Linked DNA regions of Homo sapiens: all the other regions are linked to region 2. Evidence: chromatin loops called from intact Hi-C (ENCODE). Cell type or tissue: Caco-2. All regions are shown on one strand. Region 1 overlaps LOC124901123 (a long non-coding RNA gene). Region 2 overlaps LINC01845 (long intergenic non-protein coding RNA 1845). Region 3 overlaps LOC105377684 (a long non-coding RNA gene).

Region 1 (2,500 bases), 46 kb after region 2:
CCCTTGAATTTTACCTCTGAGTGCTAGGAGAGAGAAATCTTTGTTTCCTTGGGAGTTGCAAATCTAGGTTGATGAAGCCTGGAGCTGCCCATGCCACGTCTCCTGCAGTGTGAATAAAGCTCTGCTATGTGAGGAAAGAATGAGTCCAACAGATGGAGAGAAGCAGAGATCTGAGATATGGAATGAGATGGGGTGGGAGAGGAAGGAGAGAGGGAGAGACGATATCATTATTTGAATTCCTGAGGACAGCTCTAGTCCTAGCCTTTGTGGATATGAGCCAGTAAATTCTAATTTTTCTTTATGCCAGATTGGGTTAGGTTTCTGTTCCTTGAATTCGAGGGTCCTGATAAATTCATCAGTTTATTTAAAGTAACTGTTACATTATAAATGAGAGTTGTGTATATGTTGCAACAAAATCCCAACAGTTAGTTTAAGTTGCTAATAAGGAATGGATTCCTATACTGAACTCCTTCTAAGAGCACAGAGGTCTGGGGTTACAGAGCCCCTTCTATGTTTGTATCACTGGAACCTAGCATAGAGCTTGGCACATGGAAGTTCTCAATATGTATTTGGAGAACACAGTAAGGCACGAGAGAGAATCTGATTGGCTCAATGGGTCAGTACCATCCAGCACAGGAGAGTCCTACTGGCTGGACCACGGTTCCCACATGGGCCAACATCTTGGCTACCTATGGGTTAGGAACCTCACCCACGGTCTGGCCAGCTGTGAGTAGAGAATAATAACTTCTGGTGTAGAAAATCACCTCTTTTTCTCATGGTGTAGAAAATAACCCCTTTTGTTAAATATTTATTTAAATTTGACTATGGGTATGGCAGGTACTCTGAGTCTCACAAAGGGAACAGAATAGCAGACAAGTGCTTCACTTGGCTTGTTCAGGCCGTGTGAGTCCTCCCATTAAATCCCTCAGTGAGGGGTCTGAAGAGCGACCGGGGAAGTTCCAGAAAATGCTGGTCTGCTTCCTGCCGAGGGTCTGCCCTTGAGCTTCTCTTCCAGAGGAGAACCGTGACTCTGACCAAGGGGGCAGTTCTGGGAAACTGTGGGAGCCTGCAGCAAATGACAGAAAAGGGGCTGACTCCAGAGTGACCCTGCCAGGCCTTCTGGTGAGAAACACGCCCCTTGCTATGGTGAGGCCGGCCACAGCCTGACACTGCCTCTGCTGGGGATGAGAGCATGGGGAAGCAACAGCATTCCAGTGTCAGCCTGGCTCTGGCTGTGCCCCAGGCCCTGTTCCCACTGTAAGCTGACACTGGCTGGGAGGGGCCTCTCATCTCCTCTTTGAGGGCTCCAGGGCAGAGTCTGTTCTCAGATTTGAGCAGCAGCCTGTGGATGCTGCAGAGAGTGTGAAGAAAGCAAACCAACCTCTGTGGGCCCAGTGAGTCGGGTAGGGCCCTCTGATTTGTGTCTGAGAGGTTGGCGTTTGCAGTAGATTTTAGTCTTGACCTTGTCGACTTGGCAACAGGGTTAAATGGGAGACAGTGAACTGTATCTGGAGGGTCTGGATTGGGGCCTGAAGGCCTAGGGGTTAGCCCAGTTCTCTCTGTAAGCTGTTTTGGGGCCAGGGGCCAGCCTTTGGTACCTGGGCCTCAGGCTCCTCAGTGGTAAATTGAGGAGGTTTGTCGGGCCATGTGCACTTGGAGGTTCCTTCCAACCTGAGTAATCCCCACTCACCATCAAGTAATGGCTCTAAATTCATTTGCTCTGTGGAGATAACCAATATGGAAAAGATTGGCCTCAAATTTAACTTTTTTTTATAGGCAGTAAAGGATAGATGAGAAGTAACATTATTCCAAATAGAATGACAGGAATAATAATTATTACAGTAATAACAATAACAAAACAATGCTTTCAAAATAGTCACTGTAGGCCAGGTACTCTAATCAAGATTTTACATACCTTACCTTATTTATTCCTTTCCAACACTCCCCTGGGTGGATATCATGGTACTTGTTTAGGAGACGAAACTATTGAGGTGCAGAGAGGCTCAGTTACTTGCCCAACAGCTCATTGTTCAAAGGTAGCAGTGCTGGGATTTGAACCCAGGGTCCACTTGATTCTAAAGCCTACATTCTCACCTCCTCCGTTATCAGGTAGGTGAGAGGTGCCTTCTACTTTCTGCTGTGAAAGTGCAGATACAGAGGAGCAGCAGCTGTCCACTTGCTTCTCCAGTGTTCATATGTCATAAATCCCTCAGGGATGTAGCCTTAGACTTATTGTTCCTACCCCATTACTGGCCATTCCCTACCATCCCCACCAAACCCATGCTCCTTCTCCACTCACCACTTCTCCACAGGTCACAGTGGTCTGTGCCTCAGAGCCTTCATAGGTGCTGGTCCTTGTTCTTGAAACCCTAGTCATCTCTCTTACTTCTGGAACATTCCTACTCGGCAAGGTTCAGATGCCGTCTCCCTTTTAAAAGATGCTCTGATTTTCAAATAGCCACAGCCCACTTTTGCTTCTGTCATAGTCTGTATCATGTTC
Region 2 (2,500 bases):
TCCTTGGTGGGCCTCTGGTCCCCTGTTTGTGAAACGAAGAGTTTGGATGACAGAGTCTCTAAAGTCCTTTTCAAATCTGTGGCAGAGTTAGAGAGGCAGAGTGGGGAAAAGCGTCCTGGAGTTCAAATCCCTGCTCAGTCCCTTCCTGCATGTGGAATGTTGGAACTATAATCACAATACCAGCAAAAGAGTGTTGATTATCTACTAAGTGCCAGACATTATGCTGAATCCTAGAAACACTGAGGCGATCCTATGAAGTAGGTACTGCAATATCTCCATTTCATTGTTGAGGCAACGGGAGCATAAAGGGACTAAGTGACTTGCACAAGGTCATATGGAGCAGGATATTTTGGATCCAGGTAGTCTGACTTCAGCATCTGCACTTCTACCCACCACCATCTTCACCCATAAGATGGGATAACTGCCCACCTTATAGCGTTATAGTGAGGATGAAAGGTTGTCCTGAATCAAAGTGCTTAGCATGGATAGTTCCTGACCCATAGTAATAGCTTGTGAAGTAAATTGGGTTTGTTTAACTGGAGAAGCTAATGAGAATAGGAGACTTAATTATTGCCTTCAAATATATGAAAGATTTTTAATGATTCACTTATGTTTGATGAATATCAAGCCTCCACAGAGCCAGACTAAATGCTTTGTATTATTCTTAAGTCTGTGTCATCCAGGAAGAAAATTCAATTTAAACAGGAGAAATTTAATTAGACATAAAAATAACTTGACCTTCATACTGGGTATAAAATTTCAGAATAAATGATTGCAATTAGCTGTGAAGTTTGTATACATGATGTTGAAATAGAGAATTACTATTTGAAGGCCTGCCATGGACAATTGTGCAAGTTGTTTACTGCACGTAACCAGGGACTGCCATTTACACCATAGTCTATGTGAATGGTACCCTCTGGAGATGTGCAATACATAATTTGCATATCCTTTTATCCTGACTATTAACCCTGAAATGTTTAGATTGAGGCTGGTCCCATTCTAGCTGTAGGAATCCATGGCTTTGAATGAAAGTTGAGAGTTCAGACAATTATCTAAGAAAGGTAAATATGTGTTTTGTACAATATGACTCACCACTCAGGATTCCATGGCAGTCACAGATAGTAGACCAAGGCCTCAGAATCTTCTCAATGCAACACTCCAGGGAATTGCTATCAACAAATCAGATCTGCCACTTTATCTAAAACACAAAAGCTGTTTAACATAGTGATCAGAAGCCTAGGCTGGAGCTATAATGACTGGGTTCAAATCTAAGCTCTGATACTTATTAAACTGATGACCTTTGAATCAGAAAGGAAGCATTTTACTGCAAATAATAGAAACCAAACTAAAAGTGTGTTAACAATAAGAAAAAATTGTTAGCCCCCTTTTTATAACCTAAGAAGCATGCACACGTGTGTATACACACACATACATTTTATATTTTTAACATCTCTGATATGAGGTATGTTATGCAATTGCTGTTGCTAAGCATTGCCTGCCCTTGTGCTTCGAACCTGCAGAATGGTGATGGCCTCTTGGGAACAACTCCAGAGATTACAGAAGGGCACTTTCTTAAGAAACACAGCATCACCAATGTTCTTCATGTTACAGAGGACAAGCGTATGTGGAAAAACTAGAACATTGATAACTCTGATTGGACAAGTGATTCAAGAGAGTTTGACTCAATGTAAAGCAGATTTAGGAATACCTTGACTAATTTACTTTATTTATGTATGTATTTATTTATGTATTTATTTATTTTTGGAGATGGAGTCTCACTCTGTCATCCACGCTGGAGTGTAATGGCGCTATCTTGGCTCACTGCACCCTCTGCCTCCTGGGTTCAAGCAATTCTCCTGCCTCAGCCTCCCAAGTAGCTGGAACTACAGGCGCACGCCACCACACCCGGCTAATTTTTGGTATTTTGGTACAGACGGGATTTCACTGTGTTGCCCAGGCTGGTCTCAAACTCCTGAGCTCAGGCAATCTGCCTGCCTTGGCCTCCCAAAGTGCTAGCATTACAGGCATGGGCCACTGTGCCCAGCTAAATTTACTTTAAATTAGTAAATTTATATTTAAATTTAAATGCACAGGAGTGATATGTGGTATAAAAAATCTAGGCATAAGTAAATCTAAATGGACTTTTTCATTAGCTATATTCAAAAATTCTAAAAGTATATTCTAAAAATATATTCTAAAAATTCTAAATGATAATATAGCATCATAGTTAATTTGACAGCATTACAATTTTTTTTAGTCAGAGACAATGTAATGGTGCATCTCACAATTGATGGCATCTTAAATGAGAAGAAATGTGGCATATCATATTACAAGGCCAGAGAAAAGACAGTGCTGGGGTTGGCCAATTTGGCAGCTTAATAACATTGTTAAGGACAAATTTCTTTTTATTCTTTTAGGCTGTCATCCTCCTTCTATCAGCTTGTTCTTTGAGCTGACTCCTCTTGTTACTGGCTGGGAAGTCTTGACTATGAGTTGTTCA
Region 3 (2,500 bases), 110 kb after region 2:
CATCTCTACTAAAAATATAAAATAAAATAAAATAAAATTTGACCATTCTAGTTAGTGTGTAGCAGAATGTTATTTGATTTGGCTTTTGACAATTTGATTATGGTTTCTCTAGGTGTCAGTCTCTTTGGCTTTATCTTACTTGGAGTTTGTTGAGCTTCTTGGATATGTAGGTTAATGTCATTGTTGGTTTTTTTTTTTCGTCAAATGGAAAATTTGGTGATTATTTCTCCAAATACTCTTTCTACCCCTTACCTACCTTGTCCCCACTCCCATTTGGCATCTCTTGGTATGCTTGGTGTTATTTCATGGGTCTCTGATGTTCTGTTGATTTTCCTCCATTTTCTTCCCTTTTTATTCTTCAGACTGAGTCATTTCAATTGACCTATCAAGATGCTAATTAATATTTGCAAATTCTTTCTTTAGCCAGTTCACATATGTGGTAGAGCCCCTCTGGTGGATTTTCGCTTCAGCTATTATGCTTTTCTACTCCAGAACTTGTATTTGGTTCTTTTACATAATTTCTATCTCCTTAGTGATAGTCTCTATTTGGTGAGCTATTAGTCTCATAATTTCCTTTAGTTTTTTGGACATGGCATATTTTAGTTCTTTAAAGACATTTAAAATAACTGATTTAAATTATTTGTCTAGTAAGTCTAATGTCTGTGCTTTTTCAGACAGTTTCTATTGTTTGCTTTTTTTCCCTGTATATGGGTCATATTTTCTTATTTCTTTACATATTTCATAATTTTTTGAAAACTGTTATTTTAAATAACATAATGCTGCAAATCTGGAAGTCAGTTTCTCTCCCCTTTCTAGGATTTTTTGTTGTTGTTGCTGCTTTCTGTTGTAGTTATTGTTTGTTTAATGAACTTTACTGACCTAATTCTATCAAATCTGCATTCTTTGTTGAGGGTGGCCACTGAAGTCACAGCTTAATTAGCTTACTGGACAGCTAATGACTGTGCAAATATTGTCTTAAGTGCCTAGAACAAATAAGTCACCCAGTTTTTGCAAAGCAGCTATGTGTGAATACAGGAGCATTCTCTGAACACTTAGCAAGAGAGTTGACAGCTCCACCTCAGCCCTCAATTTTCTCTTTCATGGAGCCTCATGGTCAGCCAGAAGTGAGAGCTTAGGGCCTTCTCAGGCCTTTCCTGTCACTGTCCCATGCACATGGCTTCTTAGATATTCAGGAATATGTCAGAGCTTTTCAGAGCCCCTATGGACATCTCATTCCTCAGATTTTCCCTTTAGGCTCTTTGGTTAATCAATTGTTTGCCCAAGCTTTATCCAGTACCTCAGACAGCCATGATGATAAGCAGCTGCCAGTAACTATCTCTGACAAATGCCCCCAGGGAGGCACTGGCTGCGCTCTGACTCAGGTAAATAAATACAGCCTTGCTATTGAAGTCTTCCAGGGAACCACCAGACAGGTCAAATGACAATTCTCTGGGAGTGGGATTTTAAAGGAGCTCTAACCCTACCTATTCTGCCCCTTCCAGTGGCTGCCAGGTTGCTGGTTTTCACTGTGATGTGGGGCTGTTAGTTTTCAAGGCTAAAGTGAAGCTGGAGAATGGGGATGGGAGTAGGTCAACTTACAATGCCACAAAGCTCATTGTTCTTCATAAGGTTCACCTGTTTTTCTTGAATAACTGCTTCCCAGATTCACACAAGACTTTGGTTAATTCCTAGAATTCTGAAAGAGTTAATCCTGACCATTATTGCAAGTTTTCTCATTGCTTTTACAGAGGAATTTTCAAAGACGCTTACTTTGCCATTTTTCTCACTTGGCTTTATTTTGCATTGTCCTAATGACTGATGATATTGAAGAGCTTTTCATATGCTTTTTTGTCATTCTCATAGACTGGGGAAACATCTGCCTAAATCTTTTTACATTAAAAAATTACATTACATTCTTGTTAATGAGTTTTGAAAATTCTTTCTATATTTTGTATACAAACATATCTCTCTACCAGAGATATGTTTGGCCAATATTTTCTCCCAGTTTGTAGCATGTATTTTCAGTTTTGTAACGGTATATTTTATAAAGCAATTTATTTTTATTTGGCTGAAGTCTAATTTATCATTTTTTTTTCCTTTTATGGTTAATGCCTGTGTCCTGTCTAAGAAATCCTTCCCTAACCTAAGGTCACAAGGTTTTCTTCTAGAAGTCTTATAATGTTAGTTTTATGATTAGGTTTATGATCCACTTTGAGTTAATTTTTGTATCTGGTGTGAGGTTCATTTTTGTAAAGGTATATTCACTTGTTCATGAACCATTTATTGAAAAGACTATCCTGCTCCTCATTAAATGTCTTTCACACCTTTATCAAAAATCAATTTACCATATGTAGTGATTCTATTTCTGGATCCTCTATTCTGTCTCATTTTTGTGTATGTCTATGCTTACACCATTATCACACTGTTTAATTAAAATAGTAAGTCTTGAAATTATATGGTATAAGTCTTCTAATTTTGTTTTTTTTTTTTTGATAGGTGC

What was found. Hi-C counts contacts between places; a loop is a spot of excess contacts. Peaks named below come from ENCODE experiments on the same cell type or tissue, not always from the same donor. Only the 100,000 strongest peaks of a DNase experiment are listed, where the experiment ranks them.
Region 1: a loop joins it to region 2, with 2.5 times the contacts of the local background. A loop is called at or near these places in 27 of 110 quality-filtered maps.
Region 3: it touches region 2 in a loop (2.6-fold over the local background); 4 of 110 quality-filtered maps call a loop at or near these places.

Annotation. Positions count from the first base shown.
Region 1 is chr5:159,509,286-159,511,785 of GRCh38, forward strand. LOC124901123 (a long non-coding RNA gene) reads right to left here. Exons shown (of 2, transcript XR_007059022.1): 1 at 2,300-2,500. Among named protein-coding and RNA genes, the nearest start is that of LINC01845, 44 kb to the left of the region's middle. RefSeq lists an enhancer at 641-1,141. In Caco-2, no CTCF peak of the experiment used is centred here; a DNase peak (open chromatin) is centred at 1,226.
Region 2 is chr5:159,463,126-159,465,625 of GRCh38, forward strand. It overlaps LINC01845 (long intergenic non-protein coding RNA 1845), which reads right to left. Exons shown (of 7, transcript NR_027110.2): 2 at 1,093-1,212. Among named protein-coding and RNA genes, the nearest start is that of LINC01845, 1.9 kb to the right of the region's middle. In Caco-2, no CTCF peak of the experiment used is centred here; a DNase peak (open chromatin) is centred at 1,126.
Region 3 is chr5:159,570,691-159,573,190 of GRCh38, forward strand. LOC105377684 (a long non-coding RNA gene) reads left to right here. Exons shown (of 20, transcript XR_941139.3): 9 at 2,497-2,500. Among named protein-coding and RNA genes, the nearest start is that of LINC01845, 110 kb to the left of the region's middle. In Caco-2, no CTCF peak of the experiment used is centred here; a DNase peak (open chromatin) is centred at 1,361.